2 separate regions of the Homo sapiens genome follow, and region 1 is linked to region 2. The links are chromatin loops, found by intact Hi-C in ENCODE. Cell type or tissue: dorsolateral prefrontal cortex. All regions are shown on one strand. Region 1 overlaps SH3KBP1 (SH3 domain containing kinase binding protein 1). Region 2 overlaps SH3KBP1 (SH3 domain containing kinase binding protein 1).

What was found. Hi-C counts contacts between places; a loop is a spot of excess contacts. Peaks named below come from ENCODE experiments on the same cell type or tissue, not always from the same donor. Only the 100,000 strongest peaks of a DNase experiment are listed, where the experiment ranks them.
Region 1: it touches region 2 in a loop (1.8-fold over the local background); 10 of 110 quality-filtered maps call a loop at or near these places.

What each region holds. Positions count from the first base shown.
Region 1 is chrX:19,717,466-19,725,465 of GRCh38, reverse strand. All of the region lies in intron 3 of SH3KBP1 (SH3 domain containing kinase binding protein 1), which reads left to right. Among named protein-coding and RNA genes, the nearest start is that of SH3KBP1, 170 kb to the left of the region's middle. RefSeq lists an enhancer at 2,489-2,989. In dorsolateral prefrontal cortex, no CTCF peak of the experiment used is centred here; a DNase peak (open chromatin) is centred at 3,225; H3K27me3 peaks cover 3,630 bases.
Region 2 is chrX:19,668,644-19,676,643 of GRCh38, reverse strand. The region is part of intron 6 of SH3KBP1 (SH3 domain containing kinase binding protein 1); the gene reads left to right. Among named protein-coding and RNA genes, the nearest start is that of MAP3K15, 160 kb to the right of the region's middle. In dorsolateral prefrontal cortex, no CTCF peak of the experiment used is centred here; DNase peaks (open chromatin) are centred at 3,055 and 5,609; H3K4me3 peaks cover 1,995 bases; H3K27ac peaks cover 2,673 bases; H3K27me3 peaks cover 2,394 bases.

The DNA of each region.
Region 1 (8,000 bases), 49 kb before region 2:
AGGGTCTCACTCTGTCACTGAGGTTGGAGTGCAGTAGCGGAATCATGGCTCACTGCAGCCTCCACCTCCAGGGCTCAAGCAATCCTTCTACCTCAGCCTACCCGAGTAGCTGGGACTACAGGTGTGTGCCACCATACCTGGCTAATTTATCTATTTTTTTTTTTTTTTTTTTTAGAGTAGAGACAGGGTCTTGCTATGTTGCCCAGGCTGGGTTCAAACTCCTGGTCTCAAGCAATCTGCCTGCCTCAACCTCCCAAAGTGCTGGGATTACAGGTGTAAGCCACCGTGCTCAGCTGTGTTCTGCATTTTAGTTGGTGGCATTACCAACCTTCACTTCCTCCCATCGACACTTTGGGGTCATTTTTAATTCTTCTTTCTTCTTCATCCCCTTATTTACTTACATGTTTTGTTCTAACTTTGTTTATGAGATGGTTGTTAAAGGTCTGTTCTGGGCTAGCCTGTAGTAATCCCCAAGGAGGCCAGCTGAGTTCCTGTTCACAGAGTCTAGGATTTGAGAATCAAACAATCCCCAGGCAGCGTGGGCAGGGTAAAGAGAACATTATACACTGGGTGCTGTGCTCTCTCATGGTTGTTATTGGTGGTGGTGGTTGCAGGGGACCATAACCCTGCCTCAAAAGCAGTCAGGGAAGGTGTCTGGGAGGGGGTCACATGTAAGCTGATGATTCAACCTTAGCCATGTCTCTTGTTCTTCCTTTTTAAAAAAATATTCCCTGGTTTCTGATTTGGACTCTTAACACTTCTTCCTATAAACCAGAAGTCAGCAAACGATGGCCCATGGGCCAAACCTGGCACTGGCTGTTTTTGTAAGTCAAGTTTTATTGGCACACAGGCACACCCATTCATTTATGTGTGGTCTATGGTTGTTTTCACCACTACAATGGCAGAGTTGAGTAGTTGCTACAGAGGCCATATGGCTCACAAAGCCTGAAACATTGACTCTCTGGCCCTTTACAGTAATAGTTTGCTGATCTCTGCGGCAGACCATTAGAAAAACCGAATTCCTGCCTGCCGGGAAGTTTCGTCTTGCAAAAAGAGATATACGTAATATATAGAAAATTTTATAATAAAGCCCTTTGAGGTAAAGACAATTAAGTGCTGAATACAATATTTAAATGCTGACAAAAATTATTGTTGGGGAGATTAATGTGGATTTATTTTTCCCTACTTTCTCTATTTTTCTCTGCTCTTTCTCTATTCTGCAAATGAATCTTCATTCATTTTTTTTCGCCTCAGGATTTTTAGACTGACACTTTCTAGATTTATAACTTCTAAGTTTACACTTTTCATGACACTCACTTTCTGCCCTCTGAGAGGGGGAGGAAAGGTATGGATCAGTTTGGAAAATGAAGTCTGGGTGAGATATAACCCCCTCTTTTAAAAAAATACACCTTTGCACCTTTCCTGTATTTACAAGGAAAGTGGGATTTGTTTAAATAAAGAGAAAAGTCTTTATCTGCTTCGAATAAATAGATAGGACGTGCATTACTAACCTGTTTGTTTGGTGGGGTCGGCGGGGGACATCTGCTTAATAATCTGCCCTTTTCTGGATGATGCTTATTCCCCACCCCACCAAGAGGGGACTGATTTGTTGTTTTTCTGATCCCCACACAATCATCTGCTCAGTAGGGCAGCTTTTGTGCTATTGGGTTGTTTACACCTCTCTGCTCTTTTAAAACATTTTCTAGTTTGACCTTTTCTTTTAGACTCATCCTAACTTTTCTTAGACTTACTATAAAAATAATACATGTTTAGTGTAAAAAATTAACAGAGTCAAGTCATGGTGTAAAGAGTCACATCAAATCCCTTCCCTGAGTCATACTTCCTGGAAGAGACTTGGTTCATGGTCATCCCTACAGATCTCTGTGTAGATATTAGGAGGAACCATAAGCAGATGCAGATAGTCATTTGATCATAAAGATGTCAATTTCAAACACATAGTGGTACATACATCTTGGCATTTTTTAAAAACACAGATGGGATCATACTGTTCAGGCTATATTGCAATTTTTGTATTAAGTTGACGAGAATCTTGGAAATCTTGCCGTATCAGTTCATTTAGAGCTATGCTTCTCTTTGCTAGTTTGTGTGGAGATACACCTATGGCTTAATTAACCAGTTCCCTGATTGAAGGACGTTTAGGATAATTCTGGTTTTTCACTATTCTGACTAATGTAGCAGTGGACATTATGCATATATCTTTGTACATTTCATGTGAGTTATCTGGAGTATAACTTCCTGAAAGTGGAATTGGTGTTTTCTTGACTCTTTTACTTTTAACACTTTTTTTTTTTTTTTTTTTTTTGAGACGGAGTCTCATTCTGTCACTCAGGCTGAAGTGCAGTGGCGTGATCTTGGCTCACTGCAGCCTCAACTTCCCAAGCTCAGGTAATCCACCTCAGCCTCCCAGGTAACTGGGATTACAGGCGTGTGTCACTACGCCTGGCTAATTTTGTTTTGTTTTGTTTTGTTTTTTGTGGAGATGGGGTTTTGCCATGTTGCCCAGGCTAGTCTCGAACTCCTGAGCTCAAGAGATCTGCCTGCCTTGGCCTCCCAAAGTGCTGGGATTACAGGCATGAGCCAGCATGCCTGGTTGAGACATTTTTTTTAGACTTCTTTTTTTTTTTTGAAGAACTGGTCAGATGCCTCTGGTCCCAGCTGGCCATGCTGACCATAGGGTCCTTCATCCTCTAGTGATACCACAGAAATGGACCTCAGTGGAAGTCAGGCAATCCCTCCAGGCAGATCCTGTGCAATTATAAACATTAGCATCAACTTCCCTCCTTCTATGGAATATTTCTGTGCTTGCAGCCCGGCAGGCACTGGGGACGGACACACACACACACACACACACACACACACACACACACACACACACCAGTGCGCACGCGCACACACACACACACACACACACACCAGTGCAGCTGAGTAGGGCTGGGAGCAAGGGGTGTGTATGAAGCCGTGTGGGTACATGGAAGCCCTAGTGACCTCTTTATACCCGAAGGATAGGGGGAAACTTGTAGTGCTTTCCAGAATTTAAGTAGTCAGAAAAGGGAGAGAAAAGTAGGGCTGAGTTGGGGGAGGGTAATGAGGCTGTGGCAGGTGTCAGCCTGCAAATTAGCTGTGCTGGCCTCCCTGGAAGAAATCATGGGCATTGAGCTCAGCCAAGCCAGGGCACCAGATGACAGAGTGGGGCTCTCGCCAGCCACTGACCCAAGTAATAAGAGGGCACTTGGCAAGCAGCTTCATGAGCACCGTGCCACGTGGCCATTTGTGGTTCAGGACTTGCGAAGTTGCCCAAAGTGGCTCTTTTGTTATGATGTGTTACTCCAAAGCTTATGAAGCATTCCAATGAACAGAGTCCAAATGTTATGTTTACTGCTTTGTTAAATATAAATAGTTTACCCTTGTACCTTTGGGTTTCCTTGGAAACTGTAATTTTTTTAAAGATAGGTTCTTGCTCTGTTGCCCAGGCTGGAGTGCAGTGGTGCAGTCATGGCTCACTGCAACCTAGAACTCATGGGCTCAAGTGGTCCTCCCATCTCAGCTTCCCGGGTAGCTGAGACTACAGGCACACATCACCATGCTCTGTTAAATTTTTTTATTTTTATTTTTTGTAGAGACAGGTTCTCGCCACGTTGCTCAGGCCTTGAAATTCTGCCCTCAAGGGATCCTTCCACCTTGACCTCCCATAGTGCTGGAATTATAGGTGTGAGCCGCTGCACCCAGCCTGGAAATTACAATCTTGAAAGCAGGGATTGGGGGTTCTTTTTATTTAAAAAATTTCCATGGAACCTGTTTGCCAGTCTGGTGAAGCCTGTGGACCCCTTTTCAGAATAATGTTGGTAAATGAATAAAAAGGGAACCAAAGAATTACAAAGGAAACCAATTATGTTAAAATAGTTGTCAAAATAGTACAAAAATACAAGCAAGACATATGCTTTATTATAGCAACATCCAGCAGTGGGTCAGGAGGTGATCATAATTTTGAAGCAGGGGTGAGTGTAAATGATAGTTCAAGATAACTGCAACTGTGAAATGAAATGAAAATATCTATTCATGTAGTGGGAAATAAATAAATTTCATAGATGCTGCTAGTACCATTGTGGTTTGTTGCTTAGATTCACGGTGAGAATAAAGGCCAAATTTCAGAAGATAGTAAAAGATGTATTTTTCTTCCCATGTAAGTTTAGACCCCCTGAATTCTATCCACACACCCCAGTTAAGGACCTCTGCTTAAGGGGTTTAGCCTTTCAGATTATGAGGAATGAATTGCAGGGATATAAACTCCCATTTGCATCAAGAAAATTCAGAAATACCTAGGCTTCCTCCCCTCTTTATTCTGATGGGGATGAGAAGGGAAACTATATTAAAAATGAGTCAAAATTTAAAAATATTATGACTACCTGCAATGAAGATCTCCCCCTACCCCCAAAAGAGAGGGTACATGTGGAATTCTTTGACACTTTCTAAATCTCCGAGCACAGTGGCCATTTTTGGTACTGATTTTAAAAACTGGGAAACCCTAGATTTGTTTATGGTGTGTATCTCCCACCCCCACAACCCACACACACATACCTCCCAGTAATTCTCTAAGATTAGGCAAGACAGAAGTATCCCAGATGAAGGTCTTTAGGATTTTCTAGACCTTTGTTACAGTTCTTCAAATGTTTGTGTCTTTTTTTCTCCTCTCCTACCCCTCATTCCCTCATCTTTTCCCCCTCCCTGCCCATTCTACCTTTAACTGTAAAAGTTAGGTGTCTGATATATTCATTTGTCAGCAGCAAAGTTTGAGAATGCCTTTAAAAATAGATATGTTAGAGGGAGTATGTTGGATAGAAAGGAGAAATCTTGTTTATGCTCAATAAATAACTTACATTTAGAACCTTCCTTCAATTTTTCCTTTGAAATTCTGTATTCTCATTTCACTTGAATGACTCTGCATGGAGCGTTTAAAAGTAGATCAAACAAAACCCTATAAATATGTTGAGTTCTTTTGGGCATTTTGCCAAAATTAGCCTTGCAGGGAAAAGCAGTGTGCTTTACGTATTGGATTTTCTCCTCTGAAAATCCAGACTCCCTCTCCTCTGGAGAGCTAGCTGCCAGGGCTGGGGGAAAGTCAAGCCAGGGACACATTAGGGAAGTGTCCCTGGTATGGCCTGCTGAGGTTGGGTTATTTGGATTGAGGGTTGTGCTGAAAGGCCAAAACCAATGCCTGGGACCAGCCTGAAGAAAGATGAAAAGCAGAGGGACGTTTAGAGACGTCACTGATTTTATGTTATGACGTGATTCCTTTATCTCACTCTGATTGGAAGGGAAGGCTGGTGAAAAAAACATTAACAGAGCTGTCTTTTAACAGATTCCTGAATGTAAAGCCAAATGGAAAAAAGGGAGAGAGTCAGGTGGAAGTAAGCCCCTTGGAAAGTAGGTCTGTCTCCATCATCCCAATTTTATACGTGAGAAAACCGAGGCAGAGAGCCACGCAGGGGTTGCAATGCTGGGTGAGTTGGGCCGTTTGTCTCTTCTGTATTGTTAACTCAGGGTTCTCTATTATTATTATTATTATTGTTATTATTATTATTATTATTATTATTATTAGTTAGAGGTGGGGTCTCACTATGTTGCCCAAGCTGGTCTTGAACTCCTGGGCTCAAGTGATCCTCCTGCCTCAGCCTCCCAAAGTGCTAGGATTACAGGTGTGAGCCACCATGCCTGGCCCCAGGGTTCTCTTTTATGTGCTTTAATGCTTTAAGTGAAGACCACGTATCCATGAGCAGTGAAATCAGAGCCCCTGCACCCTTTCACATGGCTAATTCACATATCATTTTTATAAGATATAGTTGAGGTGGAGGATGTTGAGTTCTTCATGCTCATGGCACCAAAATTACAGATGTGGCTTCTAAAGAAATATCAGATGACAATGTTAATGTTAAAATATACATATACAGCTCCTCTTTGCAGAAACTCAGTTTATTCAATGGATGGCCCCTTTGACTATTACGTTGGAAGTAGAAACTTGATTTGGGGGGGTCAGATGTTAATTGCCCAAATTTAAGACAGTTTTCAGTGACTTCTTTAAATGAGGCATTAGACTCTGAAGTTCATAGGGCTGAGGAGGGCCTGGATCGGGGATTTTCTAGATATATGGCACCTGGGGTCCACATAGGGATCTAGAGTGGTGCAGTGGCATCGCCCTAACCATCATGAGGCAGATGTGAGTGAGTCGAATTGGTTGATACAGATGTGCGTGAAAGAGCTGAGAGGTGTCAGGGTTGAAAAGATGGAGACAGACAGCAACCGACACTCACAGATAACAAAAACACAATGGAAGGAGGACAGTGCTAGAGAAAAGCAATGGTTGTTAGGAGAACCCAGAGAAGGGGCCCCCACGGCTGAATGAATGAGTATGTATGTGTGTGTGTATGTATGTGTTCCCATGAGTGAGGGGCGAGCTCGGAAGATGGACACCACAGGGCCCCTCCACCTAGTGAGAGATGGCTGTCTGGGCTGTGTAGGCTGGTGGTGTCTGGCCAGGGAAGATAACCTTGGCTTGGTCACTGATGGAATAGTATGGGCCTCCTCAGGGTTCTGTAACAGCATCTGATCAGAATAATGACTAATGTGGGCTACAGATGTGGAGCCCTGTCTCTGAGCTCACACCTCCTGCTGTGTTCGTAGACCAGCCACAACCAGTTGTCATTGGGAGGTCCGAGGCCCCTTGTCATTCAGCCCCATGAAAAGCACCTTTCTTGCTGATTGAATTGATATTTATTTCTTTCAAAACACCAACTCACTTTACCATTAATGTAATCAAAGTGTGATCAGAAAGGTAAGTTTCATAATGCAAGGTAATTATTTTAATAGGTGACTGTGATGTTTTTAAAAAGTGATTACAGTATATTACGTGCTCTTTGTGAAGACAAATTGATATTGTAGAAGCATTTAAATGAGTTTCTACCCTTCCCCCAATCTGCCTCCCCTGAAGTATCACTGTTACTTTGGGGTATAGCCTTCCATACCATTTTCTGTGCTTACACAAGTGTGTCCGTGTACATATACCCCCTTTCTCTCATTCATTTGTATCTTTTTTTGAGACAGTCTCTTACTCTGTTGCCCTCATTCATTTAATTGTATTAGACCTTCATAAATTAGTTGAATGTTGAATGGATTCATTTATTTATTAATGAACATTTGTTGAATGTATACTCTGTGCTAGGTTCCGAGTTATCAGGAGTAACTAAAATGCTACATGCTGCTTAGAGTTATGAGTGTGTGTGTGTGTGTGTGTGTGTGTGTGTGTGTGTGTGTATTTATAAAATTGGGATCATAGTATACATATTACGTGATTTAGTCTTTTAGTGTACTATGGACACCTTTTCACACTGATACACGTAGAGCTACTTGTTATATTTAATGGCTGCTGGATATACCTTCCCCTCCCAGTAGACATCCAGGTTTCACATGTAGATCTCTGTGCATATATGCATTTGCTATTAGAAACAATGCTGCCCTGAACCTTCTTATACATATATCTTTGCCTACTTAAACCAAATGTTTTCTGTCTTTTAAGGGGACCGAATATAAAATCAAACATACGTCATTTCTTGTTCATATATAGCCCTGCTCTACGGTTTAGTAAAGTTAATTCACAGGGGGCCATACGTTTGTAAGAGGAAAGCAGTTAGAGGCATAGATTAGCATTATTTAGTATTACAGATGCTTCAGACTACAAAGTTGATGGAGAATGAGTTGGTCAATTAATTGACCAACTTCGACACACCAACAAGACTGCAGGGTCTACCATCTTTCCATCCCTATAGCATCAACAATTCCAGATGGCATTGACTTTTGTTTGTTTGGTATATATATATTTTTGTTTTGAGACAGAGTCTCACTCCGTTGCCCAGGCTGAAGTGCAGTGGCACAATCATGGCTCACTGCAGCCTTGACCTCCTGGGCTCAAGCAGTCTTCCTGCCTCAAC
Region 2 (8,000 bases):
TGTATTTAATTTTTGTGGGTACATAATAGGTGTATTTATGTGGCACATGAGATGTTTTGATACAGGCATGCACTGTGAAATAAGCACATCATGGAGAATGGGGTATCCATCCCCTCAAGCATTTATCCGTTGAGTTATAAACAATAAAATTATACTCTTTAAGTTATTTTAAAATGTGCAATTATTATTGACTATAGTAATCCTGTTGTGCTACCAAACAGTAGGTCTTATTCATTCTTTCTATTTTTTATGTACGCATTAACCATCCCCGCCTCCCACCCAGCCCCCACCCAGGTAGTCTTTTTATCCATTCTAGTAAAAATTTATTAAGCTGCATAATCATATAAAATTAAAACATGTCAATAAGGTGATGATCTTAGTTCCTTAAAAATGAGAGATCTATGTCCTAATCCTTTGAAGACTAGAAATAAGCTCTAGAGAACTCCAGAAGCTAATGAGATATATACTCTTTGACTAATTAAACACAAGGGTCAAAACCTTGTTGTGATTATCTGAGACCTAGAGTATTGGCTGTCCCTCGTTTTGGTTGAAAAATAAGATTGTGTCTCTTGAGTTGTTGGAAAACCTGTGGTTTTTAATGAGCAGATGGTATTAAGATGCCCACTGGTTGCCTGGGTTGAATGAAGTGTTTGGGATTTTCAGACTTTGGCTTCTCTCTCCTCAGAGTGTCTCAGTTTTGTTTCCTGATCTGGAAAAAGTAAGGAAGGAGGAGGGGAGTTGGTAGGGAAAGGGAAACAGAAACAGTGAACCAGTATTACAGGATTATTCTTTGTCATGTTGGGTGCTGCTTTCTGTTTTATATATGTTTGATGTGAACTTTCTAAAACACTCAGCCTAGCGTATTTTCTAAGAAATATTTAGTTGCAGCCAGATTGTCACCAAGAATCATATTCCCAGAAGGTTTTCAAATTGTGTTAAGAGTATAGTGGTTGGCCGGGTGTGGTGGCTCACGCCTATAATCCCAGCCAAGGCAGGTGGATCATGAGTTCAGGAAATGGAGACCATCCTGGCTAACACTGTGAAACCCAGTCTCTACTAAAAATTCAAAAAATTAGCTGGGCATGGTAGCATGCGCCTGTAGTCCCAGCTACTTGGAAGCCTGAGGCAGGAGAATCGCTTGAACCCGGGAGGTGGAGGTTGCAATGAGCTGAGATTGCGCCACTGTACTCCAGCCTGGGCGACAGAGCGAGACTCTGGAAAAAAAAAAAAAAAAGTATAGTGGTTATTAAACATGGAGGACAGATAGCCCAGGTTCAGACTTCAACTCTGCCTCTTCCTGGGACAAGTTACTTAACCACTCAGTGCTTTTGATTCCTCATCTGTAAAATTAGAGTAACAAGAGAATCTACCCCAGAGGGTTGTTGTGAGGATTAAGTAACATGTAATGGTTAGAGAAGTGCCTGGCACATAGTAATCACTTGATTAACGTTAGTTATTATTATTGTTGTCCTTATTGTTATTAGAGTAGAAAGAGTACCTATAAATGACAGTACATTTTCCAGGGTTATTTCTATTTATTTATTTATTTATTTATTTATTTATTTGAGGCAGGGTCTTGCTCTGTCACCCAGGCTGGAGTGCAGTGGCATGATCTTGGCTCACTGCAACCTCTGCCTCCCGGGTTCAAGCAATTCTTCTGCCTCAGCCTCCCGAGTAGCTGGGATTATAGGTGTGGGCCACCACGCCCGGCTGATTTTTGTATTTTTAGTAGAGACGGGGTTTCACCATGTTGGCCAGGCTGGTCTTGAACTCCTGACCTCCGGTGATCCACCTCCCTCAGCCTTCCAAAGTGCTGGGATTACAGGCATGAGCCACCATGCCTGGCCTCTTTAATTTTTTATTATGGCAAATTTCAAACTGCAAGAAGTACAATTGAATTTTGCTATATCTGTGTTAGCTGTTTGTTTCATATCACCAAGTCTTAAATGTCAGCCACTAGAAAGTAAGTGCCATAATTTGGGACCTTGTCTGTGTTAGTCACCATTTACAGTTTATGAAAATAGTTGTCAAATGATAGTTGGCCCTCAGTAAATATTTGTGGACTGGATGAATGAAGATACTGTTTTGTGCTAATCCAATTCTGGTTGGGATCTGCTTGTGGTCTAGCTAAGATTCACTCTTCCATTTGTTCATTAATTCACTCATTCATTCATTCACTGAAGCTTTATTGAATGCCTTTTATGGATCAGCAGTGTGAAGCTTTATTGAATGCCTTTTATGGATTAGCAGTGGTATCTCTGGGATTTGTATGTAAATGAACAAAGGGGTGGCAATCCATTTGGAAAGGGATTGGCTAAATGGCATGTCTAGATGTTGTATTTGCATAGTAAGTGCGGTTTTTTTTTAACCTGACAGGTTATTTATTTGGGGTGGAGCAGATCTGGTGTGGTTCATCGGAATGGAGTTAACACCTCCTACCCTAAGTCACACCTTGGATCAGCTGTCATATACAGGTTTCTCATTTAATGCTTTGGATTGTCCCTACATTGGAGAGAAAGGGGGTATGTATAAAAGTCATTATAATGTAAGGGGAAAGACTAGCAGACGCATGTCCAAAGCATCAATGAGAATAGAAAGGAAGAAACTACTAACTTTCCTCCAGGTCAAGAAGGAAGGGATGGGATATCCTTGGTCTCTTTTTAAGGAATGTGGTATTTGAGCAAGGTGTTAAAAGACGTTGGGAATTCATGGTACTAGCAGTGTGCATGTGGACAAGGAGTGAGCATGAGTATGTTGAAGGAAGAGGTGGGTTGGGCTGGGGTGCAGGGGCTGTGGTGGTGGTAGTGGAGGAAGTGGGCAGCTGAAGGGGAGGTGGTGCCTCTTCCTGCAGGGCTCTGCCAGCCCACTCACAAGCTGCCCTTCTTCTGGGTGGGTGGGCAAGTTGGTGAAGGAGTTCAGTTGGGCAGCAGCATGATCAGATTTATACTTTAGAGAGATAACTGGGGAGGTGCTGAGGAATGTGGACTGGAGATGGGAGAGGAAGTAGCTGGGAGACTTGCCAGCCCCGGGGCTCCATGGTCGATGACTAATTGGCCAGGCACCAGGAACTTCTAGTAGCTCTTGGAAAGGGGCAGATGGGCCCACCTCATGCACACTCTTTAAGCTGGATCGCCGTTGCCTGGGTTGGCAGCAACACTGACAAAAGAGCCAAGTTTCCTTTCAAAGAAAATTCTTTTGTGTATTTTGGGAATGAAAAAGCCAGGAGTCAGCATTCTACTATCTTCATTAATAGATAGGCTAAGAAGATAGAGACAATTTTTAAATTTGAAGTTGAGAGGGCCTTGTTAAATAGATTTACATAGATATACACATGGGCATAAACATGTATAGCTATAAATCACAGATATGTGTTTATTTATATATACCTTTGCATTCAGCAGGTTTATCTTTCTAATTAGTTTTTTAATCAACTTTTAATTTTAGAGTAGTTTTAGATTTATGGAAAAGTTGTGAAGATAATAGAGTTCCCACATACCTCACACCCGGCTTCCTCTCTTGTTAACGTCTTGCATTAACGTGGTACGTTTCATATTATCTTTTTTTTTTTTTTTTTTTTTGAGACAGAATCTTGCTCTGTTGCCCAGGCTGGAGTGCAGTGGCGCCATCTCGGCTCACTGCAACCTCCGCCCCCCACCCCCACCCGATTCAAGCAATTCTTCTGCCTCAGCCTCCTGAGTAGCTGGGATTACAGGCACCTGCCACCAGGCCTGGCTAATTTTTGTATTTTTAGTAGAGACGAGGTTTCACCATGTTGGCCAGGCTGGTCTTGAACTCCTGACCTCAAGTAATCCGCACACCTTGGCCTCCCAAAGTGCTAGGATTACAGGCGTGAGCCACCATGCCTGGCCCATATTATCATTATTGACTAACATCCATGCTTTATTCAGATGTCCTCAGTTTTTATCCAGTGTCCTTTTTCTGTTGCAGGATCCCATCCAGAATACCACATTTAGTTTTCTCATCTTGTTAGGCTTTAACAGTTTCCCAGACTTTCTTTATTTTTGATGACCATGGCAATTTTCAGTTTTGTAGAATGTCCTTAAATAAGCATTTGTCTGAAGTTATTCTCATGAGTAGATTGGAGTCGTGGGTTTTTGGGAGGAAGGCCACAGAGGTGAAGTGCTCTCATTACATCATATTAATTCCATACTTATCGCTATAGATGTTAACCTTAGTCACCTTGGCTGACGTAGGTGTTAGTCAGGTTTCTCCGCTCGAAAGTTCTGGTTTTTTCCCTCTTTCCATACTTGACTCTTTGGAAAAAGGGTACTCTGTGCCCCTCCCACTTAAAGAGTGGGGAGTTTCATTCTACCTCCTTGAGGGAGGAGTATCTAAAGAAATGATTTGGAATCCTTCTACACAGGAGATTTGTTTATTCTCCTCCGTCCTAGTTGGGTTTTGATAAGGGAATTTTTTTTATCTGTTCTCTGAATTCCAAATGCTAATTCTGTAGCACTTGTATTATATTTGTCATTTACTACCTAGTGACATCACCTACATTTGTGTGTGTGTGTGATAAGTAAACAGATTTATGTCTTATTTACCCAAGGAGATTGTAAATTTCTTGAGGACTGGGACAGCATCTTATTTAAAGCCCCTTACAGAGTTAGATACAGTGCAGGCAGTTAATAAATAGTAAGCAAATGGTTTTTAAATTAGTTTAATTAAAAATTTAAATATTAACCATAGTTAACTGAAACAGGTCATCAAAGTCTAAGCATATGAGAAATGTGGTAAGATAAGGATACTGTTTACTTGGCATCCTGATTTGTGAAATTGTCCTGAACTTGTAATTGTGGCTAATATGATATTTACTGTGTGCCAAGCACTTTTGTAAGTACTTTACATATATTATTTAATTTTCCAGACAGCCCTGTAGGTTGGTGCCATTATCCCCATTTTATAGATAAGGAAACTGAGATGAACAAAGGTTGAATAAGTTGTTCAGGATCACAAAGCCAGGAAGTAGCTCAACTGGGATTTTGATCTCAAACACTCCGGCTCCAGAGTTTTGAACACTTAACCACTGCGCTCTAGATTCATTGAAGTGGTGATTAAAATGGTATCTCTTTTGGGGGAAAGAACAAAATTGTGATTTAAATATTTCATTTCAACCTGTTAGGATGCTCCTGATGACATGGCAGCAATGTTGCTGTATTTTTCCTAGGGGGAGTATTTCCATAAAGCCACGGCTGTTTTTCCTTCTTCTGTGTGTGTGTGTGTGTATGTGTGTGTGTGTGTGTGTGTGTGTTTATGAGTAATTTTTGTGTAGTGCAACTAATTGCATTTAAAATACAGGCATGTTCATGATTGATATGTCATATACAGACTATATTCTAGATATCCCTCACTCTCTAGCCATGTGATCTGTTGAAAGATAGTGGGCTTTTTATTTCTTCTCTGGCATTTTTAAACAGACGTGATCACTAGGTCTTGCCAAATAAACACTCCCTCAGTGTGTTCCTTGTCCGAATGGTCACACCTGGGGGCCCCAGGAGGGAGCCCAGATTGCAGCAGCAACATAGGCGAGGGAGGAGGACTTCTCTCGAAGCCACCCAAGCCATGAATTGGCCCTGGCTTCCTGAACCATAAACAAATGCGAGCTTTGTTCTCCCCATTCCTCATTTGGTCCCAAGTATGACTCAGGGTTAGGCTGGGTCCTCAGGCTCCGTGCTGTTGGAAGGAAGTGGGAGGATTCCAGGGGAGTTCTGGGACCTTTTCAAACTGAAGAGAGGAGGCTGGCTGCATCATGGGAGAAGAGGTATTTCTTTTTTTTTTTTTTTGCTTTTAGAGTTGTAATAAATCCAGTTAACCTGTATCTTATCTGTATATAACATTTTGTAGCAAGACTGGGTAATGGGTTTGCATTAGTGGGTTGAAACAATGTGTGTGCCAGCTAGGATCCCACAGAGGGGAGCTATGGATAAGCTGAGGAGGAACCTATCAAGTATACGGATTATTTGCTAAAGCTGAATGTCACTCTGGAGCTATTTAGCCGTTTTAATCCCTCCCACTTTGGTCAATTTGGCCATTAATTTTTACAGATGTTTCCAATCTCTCTGTGTCTTGGGTTTTCATGTGCTCATATTGCAGAGAGAAATTTAGATGGGCAGTTTGCACAAGCGGTAACTGTTACACCATGTCACAGAGATGTTTAGCAATTACAGATGTTTGTGCAGTAAACAAATCCAGCTTGCTTTTCAGGTTAGCTTAGAGAGAAGGGTATGTCCATGCAGAGCAAGCCAGCTGTGGGGCGTTTCACTCTTGAGGGTCACCGACATTTGGAGTTTTCTTTGTGAGTGGAGCAGCTGTGAGTAGTGACTTCTGGGTGCTATTGAACTGCTTTTTTTATGATGGGGTAAAGATATTTGGCTAGTTTTGTAGTGCGGGGCATTTATAGGTATGTACTCATGTATGGAGAAAAATTAAGACACTAAATTATTTTGATTTTATAAAAGTTTGCTAGAAATAAGTGGTCTTGTTTTTCTCTGTGAGTTGTTCATATTTGTCTACCTAAAAGCAGAAGTCTGTCATTTTCCAAACACAAAATTCCCTAAATAAACCACAGGATAAGTAAGGCTTACAGTGTGTCATATGTCTTCCATATCCCTGTCTCTCATTGAAAAAAAAATTTTAAGGGGAGAATTGATGAGGTCTGTAAAATATGTCCCTTTATGTCTTTTTCTGTTGGCTTTAACTTATACTATTTTCAAAATTACAAAAAAAAAAAAATAGCGTGGCCAAAAGGAAACACATTGTTTTAACATATCATTTTAAGAGTAGGGGAACTTCTTGAAAGGTTTTTAAATGGCATCTGTTGCTTGCCTAGAAAGGAGGACAGAGGCAGATATATGAGGAGAGTGCCGTTAGGGGTTGGCTAGGATAAAAATATATTCATCGGCAATGGCTTGAGAGGATTTTCCTAGGGAAAGATAGCTTATGTTTGCTGATCTTATGCTGGATGTCTTTGTTCTGAGTTCTGATGAGTAGAAATCTGAATGAGGTATTTATATGCAAAATAAAGATGGTGAATCTTCTTCCTTGGGGAAATGAGTGAAAGCATGATTGATTGTAAGGTGTGAAAAACGTGGGAAAGTCTCAGCAGCTAGGGCCTGGAGATGGGAGAGGAATGGTAGCCCCTGGGGGGCCTGACAGGTTTTGCCTTGGTCCTGTGATGTCTGAGCTACTTGTTGCACTGGTAAGTGCTCCCTGAACCCTTTGCTTGTTTGTTTCTCAAAATGGAGGTAGCTCTGTTACTTCTCTCATTACAAGAGCTCTTTGTAATAATAATAATAATTATTATTATTATTATTATTCAAAGTTGAAGAATACAAAGAAATAAATAGAAATCATCCTCAGCTGAGTGCAGTGGCTAATGCTTGTAATCCCAGCACTTTGGGAGGCTGAGGCAGTTGGATCACTTGAGGTCAGGAGTTTGAGACTAGCCTCGGCAACATGGCAAAACCCCAACTCTACGAAAAATACAAAAATTAGCTGGGTGTGGTGGCATGCACACCTGTAGTCCCCAGCTACTCGGGAGGCTGAGGTGGGAGGATCGCCTGAGCCCGGGAGGTTGAGGCTGCAGTGAGCTGAGATCGTGTCACTGCACTCCAGCCTGGGTGACAGAGTGACAGCCTGTCTCAAAAAATATATATATATATATATATATATATATATATATATATATTACCCTCAATCCTATCATTCAGGAACAACCATAGTTAACATTTTATATGTATCCTTCCAGACTTTTTTTTTTTTTTTTTTTTGAGACACAGTCTCACCCTGTCGCCCAGGCTGGCTGGAGTGCAGTGACGTAATCTTGGCTCACTGCAACCTCTGCCTCCCAGGTTCAAGCGATTCTCCTGCCTCAGCCTCCTGAGTAGCTGGGACTACAGGCGCCCACCACCATGCCCGGCTAATTTTTGTATTTTTAGTAGGGATGGGGTTTCACCATGTTGGCCAGGCTGGTCTCAAAC